Linked DNA regions of Homo sapiens: region 1 is linked to region 2. Evidence: read pairs that join two places in POLR2A ChIA-PET (ENCODE). Cell type or tissue: Panc1. All regions are shown on one strand. Links, peaks and the distances in the headings refer to the core of each region. The heading gives the core; the rest is flanking DNA. Region 1 has its middle 48 kb from the start of NDUFV2. Region 2 overlaps RAB12 (RAB12, member RAS oncogene family).

Region 1 (8,337 bases), core at 237-8,236, 410 kb after region 2:
GCCAGGTTCAGGGCCTCCCTGCTGTGTGCAGCCTAGGGACTTTGTGCCCTGCATCCCAGCTGCTCTGACCTTGGCTAAAAGAGGCCAATGTACAGCTTGGGCCATGGCTTCAGAGGGTATAATCCCCAAGCCTTGGCAGCTTCCATGTGGTGTTGAGCCTGCAGGTGCGTAGAAGTCAAGAATGGAGGTTTGGGAACCTCTGCCTAGATTTCAGAGGATTTATGGAAATGCCTGGATGTCCAGGCAGAAGTTTGCTGCAGGGGTGGGGCTCTCAAGGAGAACCTCTGTTAGGGCAGTGCAGAAGGGAAAAGTGGGGTTGAAGCCCCCACACAGAGTCCCCACTGAAGCACTGCCTAATGGAGCTGTGAGGAGAGGGCCACCATCCTCCAGACCCCAGAATAATAGATCCACCAATAACTTGCACTATGTGCCTGGAAAAGCCACAGACACTCAACACCAGCCTGTGAAAGCAGCTGGGAGGGAGGCCGTACCCTGCATAACTGCAGAGATGGAGCTGCCTAAGACTATGGAAACCCACCTCTTGCATCAGTGTGACCTGGATGTGAGCCATGAATTCAAAGGAGATCATTTTAGAGCTTTAAGATTTGACTGCCCCACTGGATTTCAGACTTGCATGGGGCCTTTAGCACCTTCATTTTGGCCAATTTCTCCCATTCAGTATGGGTGTATTTATCGATGCCTGCACTCCCATTGTATCTAGGAAGTAACTAACTTGCTTTTGATTTTACAGGTTCATGGGCAGAAGGGACTTGCCTTGTCTCAGATGAGATTTTGGACTGTGGACTTTTGAATTAATGCTAAAATGAGTTAAGACTTTGGGGGAGGCCGGGCGCGGTGGCTCACGCCTGTAATCCTAGCACTTTGGGAGGCCGAGACGGGCGGATCACGAGGTCAGGAGATCGAGACCATCTTGGCTAACACGGTGAAACCCCGTTTCTACTAAAAATACAAAAAATTAGCCGGGCGTGTTGGCGGGCGCCTGTAGTCCCAGCTACTTGGGAGGCTGAGGCAGGAGAATGGCATGAACCTGGGAGGCGGAGCTTGCAGTGAGCCGAGATCGCGCCACTGCACTCCAACCTGGGAGACACAGCGAGACTCCGTCTCAAAAAAAAAAAAAAAAAAAAAAAGACTTTGGGGGACTGTTGGGAAGGCATGATTGGTTTTCAGATGTGAGGACATGAGATTTGGGAGGGGCCAGGGATGGAATGATATGGTATGGCTGTGTCCCCACCCAAATATCTTGAATTGTAGCTCCCATAATTCCCACATGTTGTGGGAGGGACCCAGTGGGAGAGAATTGAATCATGAGGGCAATTCCCCCCATACTGTTCTCGTGGTAGTGAGTAAGTCTCACAATATCTGATTTTTTTTTTGAGATGGAGTTTTGCTCTCGTTAAATATGAATATTTAGACCTGCTATATAATATGTAAACCAGGCTATATGAATATTTAGACCTACTATATAAATATTAAAACCTACTTAAGTGCCTAAGTGTCAAATTTAAATATGAATTGCAAATTTCACAACTCTGGTGTCTATTGGCTCTTAAAACCACCCAAGCTACCTATTGTGGGGAAAACTATTCTATAAGATGGGTGATGAGGTTTTAAAAGTGGTTTACTAACTTCTTAACCATAAAAACAATGGGAGGAAAGACTGAGAAAATAACTCAGTACATTTGACTAAGTAACATTTTTCAATTTTTTTAATGCTAAAAGGCAAATGGCAGGCTAGGATGATTTTACAGTGGAATAGGAAGTCCAGCAAACACTTTGGAAAGTGTAAGACAGGAGGTTGACAACAAGGGGAAGCACAGCAGTAGGGGCTGGGAGAAGGAGGGACTGGAAGACCAGGAAAATTGGGATTTTGGATGGCAGTGGCAGAATATGGTGAAACATGGTGGGCTTCATATCCACAAGTTAGTAATAAAAGGGGTAGAGCGATGACCTGTGACTATGCAAACTAGGGCCCCAGTGAATGTTTTGGGTCTAAATGACCTTGAAAGTCTACCACCTTCACTAGCTTTAGCTCAGGGTTGGGAATGGAATATGGAACAATGCCATATTATCTTATACCTGAGAAGCTCATTCCCTGGCTGTAAGGGAAGGAGAATTCATTCACTCTGAAAGCCTTCACCTTTTAATGGAACTAATAACTGCCATGGCAAAATGGAGAGCTGAGGCTTCTGAAGAATACTAAATGTCCCTACAATGTCTTAATGAACAAAGAGAAATATCCACGGTAACTCACAGCCACAGGATGGAAGATCTCCTAGTACTGGGATTCCCAACAGTTCTGACATAATTCTTTGCTGCCCTCACCATTTTTAGATACATTCTTGTTTGTCCACTCCCCCTTTTTCTCTGCTGAGTTAACATCTCAACAGTAAAGGTCCCTCATATTCTCCAAACATCAGGAGAAAAAAACATCCTTTCAATGTACTTTTCCTCTTCTTTTTCAGCAGGGAAACTGGTGCTATAGCTGCCCAACAGGTTCTTCTCACTTGCTGCCCAGATAAAACCAATGTATCAAGACAAGGGAATTGCAATAGAGAAAGGGTTCAAGATACATAGGGCCAGCTAAACAGGAGAGCAGAATTTTATTATTATTCAAATCAGCCTCTCCAAACATTCAGAGGCTAGGGTTTTTTCAAGATAGTTTGGTGGGCAGGGGGCTAGGGAATGGGTGCTGCTGATGGTTGGGGATGCAATCATAGGGATGTGGAAAATGGTCCTCATGCCCTGAGTCTGCTTCTGGGTGGGGGCCACAGGACCCATTGAGTCATAAGTCCAAATGGAGTCATCTTGGTCATCAGAAAAGCTAAAGTCTGAAAAGATATCTCCAAAGGCCAATATTAGGTTCTACAATAGTAGAGGTTATTTATAGGAGTAATTGGAGAAGTTACAAATCTTGTGACCACCAGAACAATGACTGGTTATTCTTTAACTATACCTACATCTTTGCAGAACTCAGATTCTTCTCATAACCCTAACCTTGTGGCCTTTCATTAGTTTTACTAAGGCAGTTTAATTTGGGGAGGGATATTATCATCCTTGCTTTAAGGATAGATTTCTCCCAAAGTTAGCTTGGCCCACACCCAGGAATGGAGGTTACAGGCAAGATGGAGTTGGTTAAGTCAGATCTCTTTCACTGCCATAGTATTCTCACTATTATAACTTTTGCAAAGGTGGTTTCAGAGATGTGCAATGGCATAATGGTTATGAACCCAGACTCCAGAGGCAGTCTGCTTGGATTTGAATCCTAGGATTTTCATCTAGCTGTGTGACCTCAGACAAGTGACTTAACGGCTCTGTGACTCCAAGTCTCCTGCTGTAAAATAGGGATGATAGCATCTTTTCTTGGTGATGCTGCGAGGAAAAGGAGTTAATATGTGTAAAGACATTTAGAAAGGCCCTGGCACACAGTAAATGTTAGTTACTGCTATAGAAGTTGCTGAATGAATGATTTCAACAATAGTCCATGTGGAACATGTAAACCAATTAAATATTTGTTCCTAAAGGAACAGAATATTTATAGACATATAGCCTATTTATTTTCTTCTATTGAGCAGCTGACAGTAATAGTGGATGTACATGTTTGTCTTCTTAATAGGAAAGAAGTAGGCTTAGGTTGACTGAGTGCCTACTGTTTGCTAGGCACAGTATAGATATCTTTTCACCTTATTCTCAAAACAAGCCTGAGAATTAGATATTTTATCCTCGTTTTTCTTAGGCAGAAACTTGCCCAAAGTTGCACATCTCGCTCCAAATCACAGTGCCTAGCAAGGTCTAGGCAGGAATTCAAGCCCATCTGACTACAACATACAATGTGTCAACACAGATGTCCACAACTTTGCTTTGTATGTAGCCACCTGAAAGAGAATGAATTAGAATAATTATTTTTGAGGGAGTTCAGTGCCATCAGGTGCCAAATTATTTATTTGCAATGCCAAATTGTATGGTTTTCTATTTAAACAGAGCTTTGGTCTAGGTGTAACTGTAATATTCTAGATAGAATATTACTTGTCTAGTGGCCTATCTCACAAGAAAATAAATAAATAAAATAAAAATATTGCTGGAATTTGAAGGATAAATCAATATAGATGCCTCAGAAAAGATGGGGTAGGGTGAGTGGAGTAATAATTTTGGGAAATGTAATGACCAGAAAATAAACTATCACTATTGCTGCATTTTGCTTTTGTCCAATATTCTCTTGGCATGTATGGACATGAACTACCATTCAGTGAAACTGACATGTTCTCTCTCCTTTGAGAAGGATCATGGAGGTTTCTGGTGCCATCGTTTTAAATGTTCCAAATAGAAGCAAACATCTACTGTTAGAAAAGTAAACCAAGTGAAGAAAAGAAAAGAAAATGACTTGCATTCTTTTGCATAGATATGGCTATATCAAGTAATTAGGGTTGTACTAAAGAGGTTGGGAATATATTTTATTTATTTGCTTATGTGACTTTTACTCATTATTTTCATTTTGTGGTGAGTAAAGGGAAAAATGTAGTAAGAACAAAATGACCTTTCCATTTTGTCCTAAAACCAAACAGGAAGAGGGAGTACTGCCATCTTTTGGTTACACAATATAATAATTTTAAATCGTTACACTTAACAACAGCCAGATGAATGCCAATATTAGTCATCACCAAATGAACAGAAACACTGACTTACCTGGCATGAGTTAGTTCCTTAGACTATTTCTTCATAATAGCTTTCTTCTGCAAAGTAATCACAGAGACTCCAAAATCTCATTTTTCTTTCAATTGTAGACAGAAAGAGAAAGTACTGGTGGGCTAAGTAGATTATCTTAAAGAGCACTGACAGTTCTAATATTTGTATTTAATGATTCTAAAGCATTCAGAGTAAACAAAGATAAAAGAGAACTTTTAATTACTAAAGTCAATTTCACAATTGCCCCAGGGGTGAAGAACTTGAGTGCAAGGCTGAACTTCCTTAGACCAAGGAAACACTATGGCAAAGCCTGCCAGGTATCCACTACAGGGCTTCATCTACACCAAGCAAGACAAAAAGTACAGCAAAAACACAATTGGAGCATTCCTGGAATGTTCTTTCTTTTTCTTTTCTTTTTTTTTTTTTTTTTCTTGTGAGAACAGAGTCTTGCTGTGTCACCTAGACTGGAGTGCGGTGGCACAATCTCAGCTCACTGCAACCTCCCCTTCCTGGGATCAAGCAATTCTCCTGCCTCAGCCTCCTGAGTAGCTGGGTGTACAGTCACCCGCCACCACGCCCGGCTAATTTTCGTATTTTTGGTAGAGATAGGGTTTTGCCATGTTGGCCAGGCTGGTCTCGAACTCCTGACCTCAGGTCATCTGCCCGCCTCGGCCTCTCAAAGTGCTGGGATTACAGGCGTGAGCCTCTGCGCCCGGCTGATTTTTTTTTAAGGAAATATGGTACTACAATAGAAGGAAACTAAAGAAGTTTATCAGAGTGTACTATAGAGGGCCGCCTCTCAGTGAGCTGAGTTGGCTGCAGGGAGGCCATAGACACTGTTGTTACAAGACACGTTTTATTAACAGCCATCCTGAAGAAAAGACTTTGAATAGGTTGAGGGTATATATTTTAAAGAGGAAACATTAATTTGAAAAGGAGAAGAATCTGGAAAGGAAATATAATCCCCTCAAATCCTGTCTAGATCCAGAGAAGCAGCTATCCAAATGAGGTTTTTTTAAGGCTCATCAGGGTGGCAGAAAATAGAATATAAAGCCCCGAAGGGGATCTTAAGATATTTGGAATAAAAGGGAAATATGGAAGTGTCATGGCAGTTGAGTGAAAGGAAGTGAACTGAACTTGACATTTATTTGGATAATATCACTTTTCTATATGCGCAGTACTGATATGTTTTTAAAAATAAAAGCACGAAATTTTTGTTATTTGTTATTCTTATTAAGAAGATAAATAAGTAAACATTTTCATAGGGTACCAGAGAGGAGAGCGGGCGAAGGGAGGACCTGGTTTCTAGTCGTAGGTCTCCACTGACTAGCAGGCTGCCCTTATGCCACTTAGACTCCCTGAGTCTTGGTTTCCTCATCTACAAAGTAAGTTCGCTGGATGCCACCATAGCTTCTCAAGCTGAGTTCTGAGGACTCCTCCCCATCTATGAATTATTTTCAGAAGCTGATAGGTTCTCTGCTTTGAGAAGTATCAGACTCAGTCATTTCTAATGGCTTTGCTAGCTCGAAAATTCTAAGATATAAGATATATTTTTCTTCTCTAATTCCCTCAGGACCCAGAAGAGGAAGAAAAGTCAGCATACTTATTTTTTTCTTGTTTTCCTTCTCCCTGACATGCAATTATTCTATTGTTCTGAATTTCTAGAGCAGTGCTTTCCCACAGAAATACATTTAACTTAAAATTTTCCAGGCCAGGCGCAGTGGCTCATGCCTGTAACCCCAGCACTTTGGGAGGCCAGGGCAGGGGGATCACTCGAGGTCAGGAGTTCAAGACCAGCCTGGCCAACATGGCGAAACCCTGTCTCCACTAAAAATACAAAACTTAGCCAGCCGTGAGGGTGAGCATCTGTAGTCCCAGCTACTCAGGAAGCCAAGGCAGGAGAATCGCTCAAATCCAGGAGGTGGAGGTTGCAATGAACTGAGATTGTGCCACTGCACTCCTGGGCAACAGAGTGAGACTGTCCCCCCAAAAAAATAAAAAATTATAGTAGCCACAGTTTTAAAAGCAAAAAGACATGGGTGAAGCTCATTTTAATTATATATTTTATTTAGCCAAATATATCCAAAATATTCTGATTTCAACATGTAATCAATGTAAAAATTAATGAGATGGTTTATATATATTTTTTGTACTAAGTCTTAGAAATCCAAAATGTATTTTACATTTACAACACATTCCAATTCAAAGTAGCCATATTTCAGGTTCCATAGTCACATTATAGCACCAGACCCATCTGATTCATCTTTTATGTAACAAAGTTGTGGGTTGTTTTTCAGTTGCCCTGGACCCTTGGGTCACGTGACCTGGGCATGCCCAGATGAACCAAGAATCACAGGGGGAACCTAAGTGCTCAGGCTGAGGGCAGGGGACTGGATTAAGAAGTGGACACCACATGGCAGGATCCAGGATCCAATCAGATCTAGCTGTGGCGTCACCCCATGGCAGGATCCAGGATCCAATCAAATCTAGCTGTGGCGTTACCCCATGGCAGGATCCAGGATCCAATCAGATCTAGCTGTGGCGTCACCCCATGGCAGGATCCAGTGAGATCATGCCTCATTACCCTTTGCTTATAAAAACTAGATCCAGCTCCCAGTCCCGGGAGGTACTGCTTTGGGACCAGGTGTTCTTATCTGTTGCAAGTAAGAAAATCCCCTTGTTAACAATCCTCTTTGGTTCTGGTCATTGGACTGTCATTCACCAAGCTACCAAACCCACCCATTGTATGGGAAACAACACATGGCTGATGTGGGAAGTTCCTATGTCCTGTAGTGGACAGCACAGTGACAACCCTATAGTTGGAGAGCTGATACGTGGCTGTTCGGGTACCCTGAAAAATAGGCCTGTTTGGTTACCCAGTATCACAACCTAGGGATGGTCTGGAATGCATAGAAAAAGCTCAGGACCTAGAGGAAACATTTCTCTACTCAAAAACCTGCAGTGTACATGCCTCCTTCTCAGACCATCAGTCCCTCCCTTCCAGAACACATGATAATCGGTATTTCTTTCTTTCTTTTTTTTTTCCAGCCCTAATGCTGCTTCTCAGCAACAAAGCTGGAAGTGTTTTTCTCAACAGACCATTCCCCGGAGAAGAATGTAATTATATCTCTGTCTTTGGACTCAGGCAGATAATGATTACCCACAAAAATCCCTGCTGTAGAAACAATGAATTTGTACTAGTGCTCTTCGTTTTTTAAATGATGCGGAAACTTCCATTAATTCACCAACCCTATTGCAGGAGCCTGATTCAGAGACTGTCTGCAATTAATGCATTTTTTGTTGTAAGACATGAGAGCAGAAGAGGATAGAAATAATGAGAATCTAATTTGGAAGTCAGTGATGTAGACTTCAGTTTGAGATATCATGTTTGTCCTTTTATAGAAATGCTTGGAACAGTGAGTAAGAGGAGTAATAAGAAATTTTGCACATTAAAATAAGACAGGCTATTTTGTATGGGGGAAGATAAAGATTTTTAAAAATTCAGCCAATACACTCTGTGAAATAAGAGTATTATATATGTATAGAAGTACAGAGCTTCCTACTTCTTATCAAAATGGCTTCTGGCATCTTTCAATTTCATCATCTTTCCATTTTCTTATCTTTTCCTATTGGGGA
Region 2 (8,337 bases), core at 331-8,330:
AATGGTAGAATATTACTAGTTAGAGGGTTGGATTTGACTTGGTCCTAAGGCCACAGAATCTCTCTCATGGCTTCCTAAGGGATGTACCTTTATGCTTTTAAGAACTACAAAGATTCAATAAAGAAAGAAATGTTTTTGAAACTATAGAAAAAGATTTTAAAACACGCTGCTGTCCTAAACAAATCCTGTTTAAAGGAATTTTAAAGAGATGCATTTTACTATATCAAAGAACATACGTGTATTTGCCTAAACACTCTGTACCTTTGTAATGATAAAACTTCCCCCTTCTTTACGGTGAAGCTTATTCTGATTAAGCCTAGACTGTGTTCTTTTTTTTTTTTTTTTTTTTTTTTTTTTTTTTTTTTTTTTTTTTTGGTCTGATGATGAATTTGTGAACTCTATCTTTGGTATATCTTTTATTAAACTGCACTGTTTTGTTTAGTCAAGGTAATTAAGTAATTATGTATTTGAATAACTTGGTGTGTCTTGAGTGTTGTGGTATGAAAAGCATTGTGGTCTTTCTACACTAATGAAGTGCAAATAAAATTTTGTATTTATGAATGAAGTTGAGTTGCCATATTTATTTATCCAATTATAAATTGTATATATGACAGTATTCTCCATGAGCTCCACAGCTTAATCCTTTTGAGTGTTTAGACAGGAAAAGCATAGTCCTCCACTGGGGAAAAGAGTTTGATGTTTTCTCAAAGGGCTGAACATAGAGCTACCATATGATCCAGCAATTTGACTTCTAGGTTTATATCTAAAAGATCGAAAGCAGAGACTCAAACAGGTACTTGTACACCAGTGCCCACGGCAGCATTGTTCACGAGAGCCGAAAGGTGGAAACCGCCCCAATGTCCATCAGCAAAATAATGGATAAACAAAATGTGTGTTCTACAAACAATGGGATATTCATCCTTAAAAAGAAAGGAAATGCTGTCACATGTGCAGCGCGGATGAATCTTGAAGACATTACGCTGAGTGAAATAAGCAGGCCCAGAAGGACTGATACTGCCTGATTCCACTTACATGAGGTATATGGAGCACCCAGATTCATAGAGATGACGTAGAATGGTGGTTCCCAGGAGGGCGGGAGAGGGGATGAAGCATTGTTTCTGGGTGCAGAGTTTCAGCTGGGGAAGATGGACGGTGGCGATGGCAGCACAGCAGTGTGCAGGGACTTCTTTAGTGCCACTGAGCTGTAGCAAACTGGATTGTCGTGTCCTCCAGAAAAGATTTTTAGTTCGTGTATATGCCTTTATCAGCCACAGTCGATTACGACTGCTGGTGATTTACCTACCCTCACCTCCCACCCTGCCCTTCTGTGTTCTGCTCTGTGATGCTGGGGTTGGGACTCCCAACTATATTTGCCAAACCCTCTTGCTCTTCCTGTTAAAATCTGCTGATGGAGAGCTAGAAGTTGGCAGGAGGGAAGAAGGGGCTTGCTTGCCATTTTTCCGTTCCCATCAGCCTCCCTGGAGCAACAACAGACCACCAGCTCTAGCCTCCAGCTTCCTGCGGGACCCCTGGCTCCAACCTCACTGTGCCCTGTCAGAGGTACCAGTGGCATCTGGGCTTCTCAGTGTCCTGCCAGCTGGGTCATTCCAGCCCCTGCTGGACTGTACCCTCAGCAGTCCCTCTGCCCCCCAGGGTCCTGCTCCTCCGAGTCTGCACTCCCCTCCTCAGAAGCTTGGACCCAGTCTTGCAGGGGTCCTTCCTCTGAGCTCCTGAGTTGTGGCAGTGCCCTCCCCTTTTTGCCCCCAGGGCCCTAGGGTTGGTAGCTGCTTCCTTCACTTCATTGGTTTAGCATTTGAACAACCATGTAGTCCCCTGTATTAAATCCTTCTGTTTAGATATCCCGCATTGGTGTCTGTCTTCCTGACTGATAGAGGACCTGGAACCAGGAGTGATCTCAAGAAACAGATCCTCAAAGATGAGTTCAACAAAAAAAACGGTGGTGTTTGGCATGGGCATTTGTAGCTCATTCAGCAATCTGTGGTCTATTTTATGTTTACAACTCAATCTTAGTTTCTGCATTTTCAGTCTGTCAACTGTAGTATTAACAAAAGTGCTATCCTTGTTTAGTAGGATAGTTTGGGGGTTACAGTTGGACTTTGCAAGAAGGCAGTGTGGTTTATAGCTCTTGAGTTTAATTTTTGTTGTCGTTGTTGAGTTTTGCTCTTGTTGCCCAGACTGGAGTGCAATGGCGTGATCTCAGCTCAGTGCAACCTCCACCTCCCAGGTTCAAGCAATTCTCCTGCCTCAGCCTCCCGAGTAGCTGGGATTACAGGTGCACGCCACCACACCCAGCTAATTTTGTATTTTTAGTAGAGATGGGGTTTCACCATGTTGACCAGGCTGATCTCAAACTCCTGACCTCAGGTGATCCACCCACCTTGGCCTCCCAAAGTACTGGGATTACAGGTGTGAACCACTGGCCCAGACTGATTAAATTTTTATTCTTAGGTTTTCCAGTAAGTATACTTTTGGGTTTTTCTTCCAATGAGTACGATTTGTGAGCGTGGGACTAGAGCTAAATTTTCTAGACTGTTAATTCCCACATTGTCATAGGGGCTGGTTATTCAGTATCTGCTTGGCCAGTGGTTCTCATGCTGTCAGTGGCCTGTCTCACCTTTGGACAGCCCAGCAGTCCATTGTCTGATCAGCTGAAATGCAGTTTGATCCCTCTAGATTTCTGTTTTGTCTTTTGAGACACACTCATCCAGGCTGGTGCAGTGGTGCGATCTCGGCTGACTGCAACCTCTTCCTCCCAGGTTCAAGCAATGCTCCACACTCAAGCCACTCACGTAGCCGGGATTGTAGGTGCCTTCCACCATGACCAGCTAATTTTTGTATTTTTAGTGGAGACGGGTTTCACCATGTTGGCCAGGCTGGTCTTGAACTCCTGACCTCAAGTGATCTGTCTGCCTTGGCCTCCCAAAGTGCTGGGATTACAGGTGTGAGCTACTGTGCCCGGCCATTCTTCTAGATTTTTTAAGGGAACTGTCCTATTGTGTTTTTGTTGTTGTTGTTGTTGTTGTTTTGCTTTTGAGAGAGGGTCTCTATCTGTCACCCAGGCTGGAGTGCACTCGTGCGATCATGGCTCATTGTAGCCTCGACCTTTCCAGGCTCAGGTGAGCCTCCCGTCTCAGCCTCCTGAGTAGCTGGGACTACAGGTGCACGCACCTTGTCTATTTTTTGTAGAGATGGGGGTCTCACTATGTTGCCCAGGCTGGTCTCAAACTCAGGCTCAAGCGATCTGCCTGCCTCCGCCTCCCAAAGTGCTGGGATTACAGGTATGAGCCACCATGCCCAGCTAGGAACTGTCTTTTTGAAGAACAGTCGCAAGTAATATTTTATACGTTTATAGCTCATTGTCCTAGGTTAGTGTCTTATTTGGTTCTCACAGAGACTCTGAAGTAAATAGAGCCAGATATAAAAGGAATTTTCAGTCATCCATGTAGATGGAGAGGAGCATAATCTAAGAACAAATAAAAACCACCCAAGACCACAAGATCTGCAGATTTTGTTGGGGCCACAAAGTTGTATTTCTGGTCTGTGAACTGGATGCTAAACATCCTGGAGTTGAGCAGCTTTGTGGAGAATTACAGTGGATTTCTTGTAAAGCAGTGGGGAAACAACAGGTTCATTCTCTGTACACTCATCTCCAGCTGGTTCTCTTTCTATCTCCTGGGGCTTCAAAATGGAGTCACTAGTGGGCAGCTGGTTTAATTTAACTAATTGCTTAAAGTCTTTACAATGAAATGTGAGGGGTGAATATTAGTTGATGACAACAGAACAGGAGATTTACCTCGCATGTCTCCAGCTCTCAAACAAGCTTCCTCAAATTAGGTCTTTTTCCATGAGTGACTTACATTACCAGGGAGAGGGAAAGTCCTTGTGTATAGATTACGCGTTGCCTAGAATTTGTAACTTGGCTTACAAGCTGCATAAGAGTGATGAGTGGGTCAGGACGTGATAGAAGGAACCCATTATTTCTGTTGTGACACTGTAGTAACAGTTGAAATTTGCTGTGTGGTTGCTTTGTGCAAGGCCTAGATCAATACAACGACCCTCGAGTTTCAGGTGCAAGGGATGGCGGATCCATAACTAGAACACGCGGCAGAGCAGCCTCTGTGAATCCACGGAAGACGCACCAAGTCCTGGGGAAGCTCAGAGTAGAGAGAGGTCAGGGCCCAACTGTCAGTGTACAGTGGCCCAGCCTCTACCTGTACACCGATGACTTCCAAGACTAGTGAAGACTACTCCTGAACTCCAAATACACCCATCAAACTACCTACTGGCATCTCCACCTTGGTTTTATGGACACCTCTAAATCAACTGACATTAAAACTGATATTACCTTCTATTTATAAACCAGCCCCCTCCAACTTGTCCTCTTATATTTCATACCTCAGTGAAAGTAACCACTATTTACCTAGCTTCCCAAATCTGAAACTTGGGAGTCCTTGACTTCTTTTCTATTCCCTACATCCGATTGGTCTTCAAGCCCCATTGAATTAAATCCTCTTCTCCAACCTTCTGCATTAGTTGAAGTCCCTAGTTTCTCATTTGCATCCTTGCAGCAGTCACTGATCTATACATATATTCTAATTATTCTCCCTGTACACAAAAATACTCGCAAGCTTACTGTGACAAGTCATCAAACAGATTCAGAAATTCCATTTGTCATCCAGATTCAGAAATTCCATTTTCTCTGGACTTTCCCCAAATGAAGAGATTTTTTTTCCTCAACTGTACCCAAGATTTAGAGATAGTTCCTCTAATTGCTTGTAGACGGTATTGTTTTGTCTATTTAACTGAGTCTCAGGAAGATTAGGCAACTTGCCCAGATCTCTGTAGCTAGCAAGGGGTAGAGCTGGGTCAGAGCCCCAGGTCTTTAGACTCCTTGCTGTCTTCTCACAGTCTGAACAGATTTACTAACGTTTTGGCTTAAGTATATAGTAGCATGTTCCTTATTTATTTGTAATAACCATCCAAGCAGGATTTTGACTTCCCACCAACTAGAAGATGGCCCAAATGGCTTATGTTCTTAGTGTCATTTAAATTTGCTAGCAATCACTATATGCACAAATCATTATAAGATGAGCACTGACTTTAAATGTCTATAGAAAACAACTAGCAAGATGCTGGGTTTTTTTTTCCTTTTTTAAGACAGGGTCTCGCTCTGTTGCTGAGGCTGGAGTGCAGTGGCATGATCACAGCTCACTGCAACCTTGACCTCCCTGGTCTCTGGTGATTCTCCTGGCTCAGCCTCTCGAGTAGCTAGGACTACAAGCATGTGCCACCATGCCCAGCTTTTTTTTTTTTTTTTTTTTTTCTGTAGAAATGGGGTTTCACCATGTTGCCTAGGCTGGTCTTGAACTGGGCTCAAGTGATCTGCCCACCTCAGCCTCCCAAGTGCTGGGATTATAGGCGTGAGCTGCCACACCCGGCCAAGATGGTGAATTTAATCCAACTATATTAGCAATTACATTAACTATAAACAGTTTAAACTTACAAATTGAAAGAAGAAATTTGTCATACTGTTTTGTTGGTTTTGTTTTGTTTTTGTTTTTTTGAGACAGAGTCTTGCTCTGTCACCCAGTCTGGAGTGCAGTGGCATGATCTCAGCTCACTGCAACCTCCGCCTCCTGGGTTCAAGCTATTCTGCTGGCTCAGCTGCCCCAGTAGCTGGGATTACAGGCGCACACCACCATGCCCAGCTAATTTTTGTATTTTTAGTAGAGACGGGGTTTACCATATTGGCCAGGCTGGTCTCGAACTCCTGACCTCGTGATCCACCCACCTCAGCCTCCCAAAGTGCTGGGATTACAGATGTGAGGCACTGCACCTGGCTGTATTTTTTTTTTTAAAGACCTAATTATTTGCTGTCTACAATAAACCCACTTTAAGGATGAGTTAAAAGGATGAAAAAAGAGGTATCATGAAAACACGAATCAAAAGAAAGCTGAAGTGGTTCTATTGCTATCAGACAAAGCAGACTTTAGAACAAGAAATATTTCCAGGAAAAAGTGGAGCATTATATAATAATAAAGGAGTCAATTCACTGACATGACAGTAATCTTAAATGTGTATGCACCTAACAACAGAGCTTCGAAAGACATGAAACAAAAATTGATAAAACTACAAGTAATTGACAGATTCAGAATTACAGTTGGAGATTTCAATGCTCCTTTCTCAGTCAACAGAACAAGTCAATAGCAAATCAGTGAGGCTACAGAAGACCTATTTGACTTATGTGGCCTAATTAAACTCAACCTAATTGAACACTATCAAAAGAAAAATTTGTATTTTCAAATATACATGAAACATTCACCAAGATAGATTACATTCTGTGCCATAAATTTTTTAAAAAATAATATAAAGTATGTATTATGCCACAGCTGAATTAAACTGGAATAATAATAACAGAAAATATTTGGAAAATCTCCAAATATGTGGAAGATAAACAATACACTTTCAAATAATCCATATGTAAAAAAGAAGTTAAAAGGGAAATTTTAAAGTACTTCTAATGGAACAAAAACCCAAATTCAATATATCAAAATTTGTATGATGACCAGCCTGGCCAACAAGGTGAAACCTAGTCTCTACTAAAAATACAAAAATTAGCTGGGCATGGTGGCAGGCACCTGTAATTCCAGCTACTCGGGAGGCTAAGGCAAGAGAATCGCTTGAACCCAGGAGGCAGAAGTTTCAGTGAGCCGAGACTGCGCTACTGCACTCCAGCTGGGTGACATGAGTGAAACTCTGTCTCAAAAAAAAAAAAAAAAAATTGTGTGATGTAGCTGAAGTCGTGCACAGAGGAAATTTATAACATTAAGTGCTTATATTAGAAAAGAAAAAAGTCTTGGATAACTTATCTAAATTTTCACTTTAAGAAACTAGGAAAAGAAGCGGTAATGAAACCCAATGCAAGCAGAAGAAAAGAAATAATAAAGATGAAGCATAACTCAATGAAATTAAGAACATAATAATAGAGAAAAACCAAAACTATCCAAAGAACTCAGCAGCAACAAAAACCCCAATTAACAAATGTGCAAGGACTTGATAGACATTTCTCCGAAGAAAATATGCAAATAGCCAACAGCACATGGAAAGATGCTCAATGTCACTCATCATTAGGAAAATGCAGATTGAAACCACAAGATTCCACTTCACACCCATTAGGATGGCAATTATATGTGAAAAAATAACAAGTGTTGGTGAAGATGTAGAGAATTTGGAACTCTTATGTATTGCTAAGTGGGATATAAAATAGTGTAGCCACTGTGGAAATTGTATGGTGATTCCTCAAAAAATCAGGTATAGAATTACCATATGACCCAGCAATGTCACTTCTGCGTATATACCCAAAAGAACCGAAAACAGGTACTCAAACAGATATTTATACATTCATGTTCATAGCAGCATTGTTCAAAATAGCCAAAAGGTGGAAACAAAGAAAGTGTCGATTGGTGGATGAATGGGTAAACAAAATCTGGCATGTACATACATGTACGATAATTAATGGAATATTAACTATTCAGCCTTAAAAAGAAGCAACTTTTCTTTCTTTCTTTTTTTTTAATTTTATTTATTGGGTGGCTCACGAGATGGCTGAATAGGAACAGCTCCAGTCTGCAGCTATGAACGAGATCAATGCAGGAGGCAGGTGATATCTGCATTTCCATCTGAGGAACCCAGCTCATCTCACTGGGACTGGTTAGATAGTGGGTGCAGCCCCTGGAGGGCAAGCAGAAGCAGGGTGGGGTGTCACCTCACTCGGGAAGCACAAGGGGTCAGGGAACTCCCTCCCCTAGCCAAGGGAAGCCATGAGGGACTCTGCCATGAGGAACAGTGCATTCCGGCCCAGATACTATGCTTTTCCCATGGTCTTTGCAACCTGCAGACCAGGAGATTCCCTTGGGTGCCTACACCACCAGGGCCCTGGGTTTCAAGCACAAAACTGAGTGGCTGTTTGGGCAGACACTGAGCTAGCTGCAGCTTTTTTCATACTCCAGTGGAGCCTGGAATGCCAGTGAGACACAACCATTCACTCCTGTGGAAAGGGGGCTGAAGCCAGGGAGCCAAGTGGTCTAGCTCAGCAGATCCCACCCCCACGGAGCCCAGCAAGCTAAGATCCACTGGCTTGAAATTCTTGCTGCCAGCACAGCAGTCTGAAGTCGACCTGGGGCATTAGAGCTTGGTGGGGGGAGGGGTGTTCACCATTACTGAGGCTTGAGTAGGCAGTATTCCCTTCACAGTGTAAACAAAGCCCCTGAGAAGTTTGGACTGGGCGGAGCCCACCGCAGCACCGCAAAGCCACTG

Evidence for each region. ChIA-PET counts read pairs that join two places held together with the same protein. Peaks named below come from ENCODE experiments on the same cell type or tissue, not always from the same donor. Only the 100,000 strongest peaks of a DNase experiment are listed, where the experiment ranks them.
Region 1: POLR2A ChIA-PET joins it to region 2 with 13 read pairs; 3 of 35 experiments call an interaction of 5 or more read pairs at or near these places.

The regions. Positions count from the first base shown.
Region 1 is chr18:9,050,836-9,059,172 of GRCh38, forward strand. No RefSeq gene overlaps it. Among named protein-coding and RNA genes, the nearest start is that of NDUFV2, 48 kb to the right of the region's middle. RefSeq lists a silencer at 4,635-4,744. In Panc1, for the core only: no CTCF peak of the experiment used is centred there; a DNase peak (open chromatin) is centred at 4,586.
Region 2 is chr18:8,638,819-8,647,155 of GRCh38, forward strand. RAB12 (RAB12, member RAS oncogene family) reads left to right here. Exons shown (of 6, transcript NM_001025300.3): 6 at 1-565. Among named protein-coding and RNA genes, the nearest start is that of RAB12-AS1, 6.6 kb to the left of the region's middle. RefSeq lists enhancers at 7,584-8,206, 8,207-8,337. In Panc1, for the core only: no CTCF peak of the experiment used is centred there; no DNase peak of the experiment used is centred there.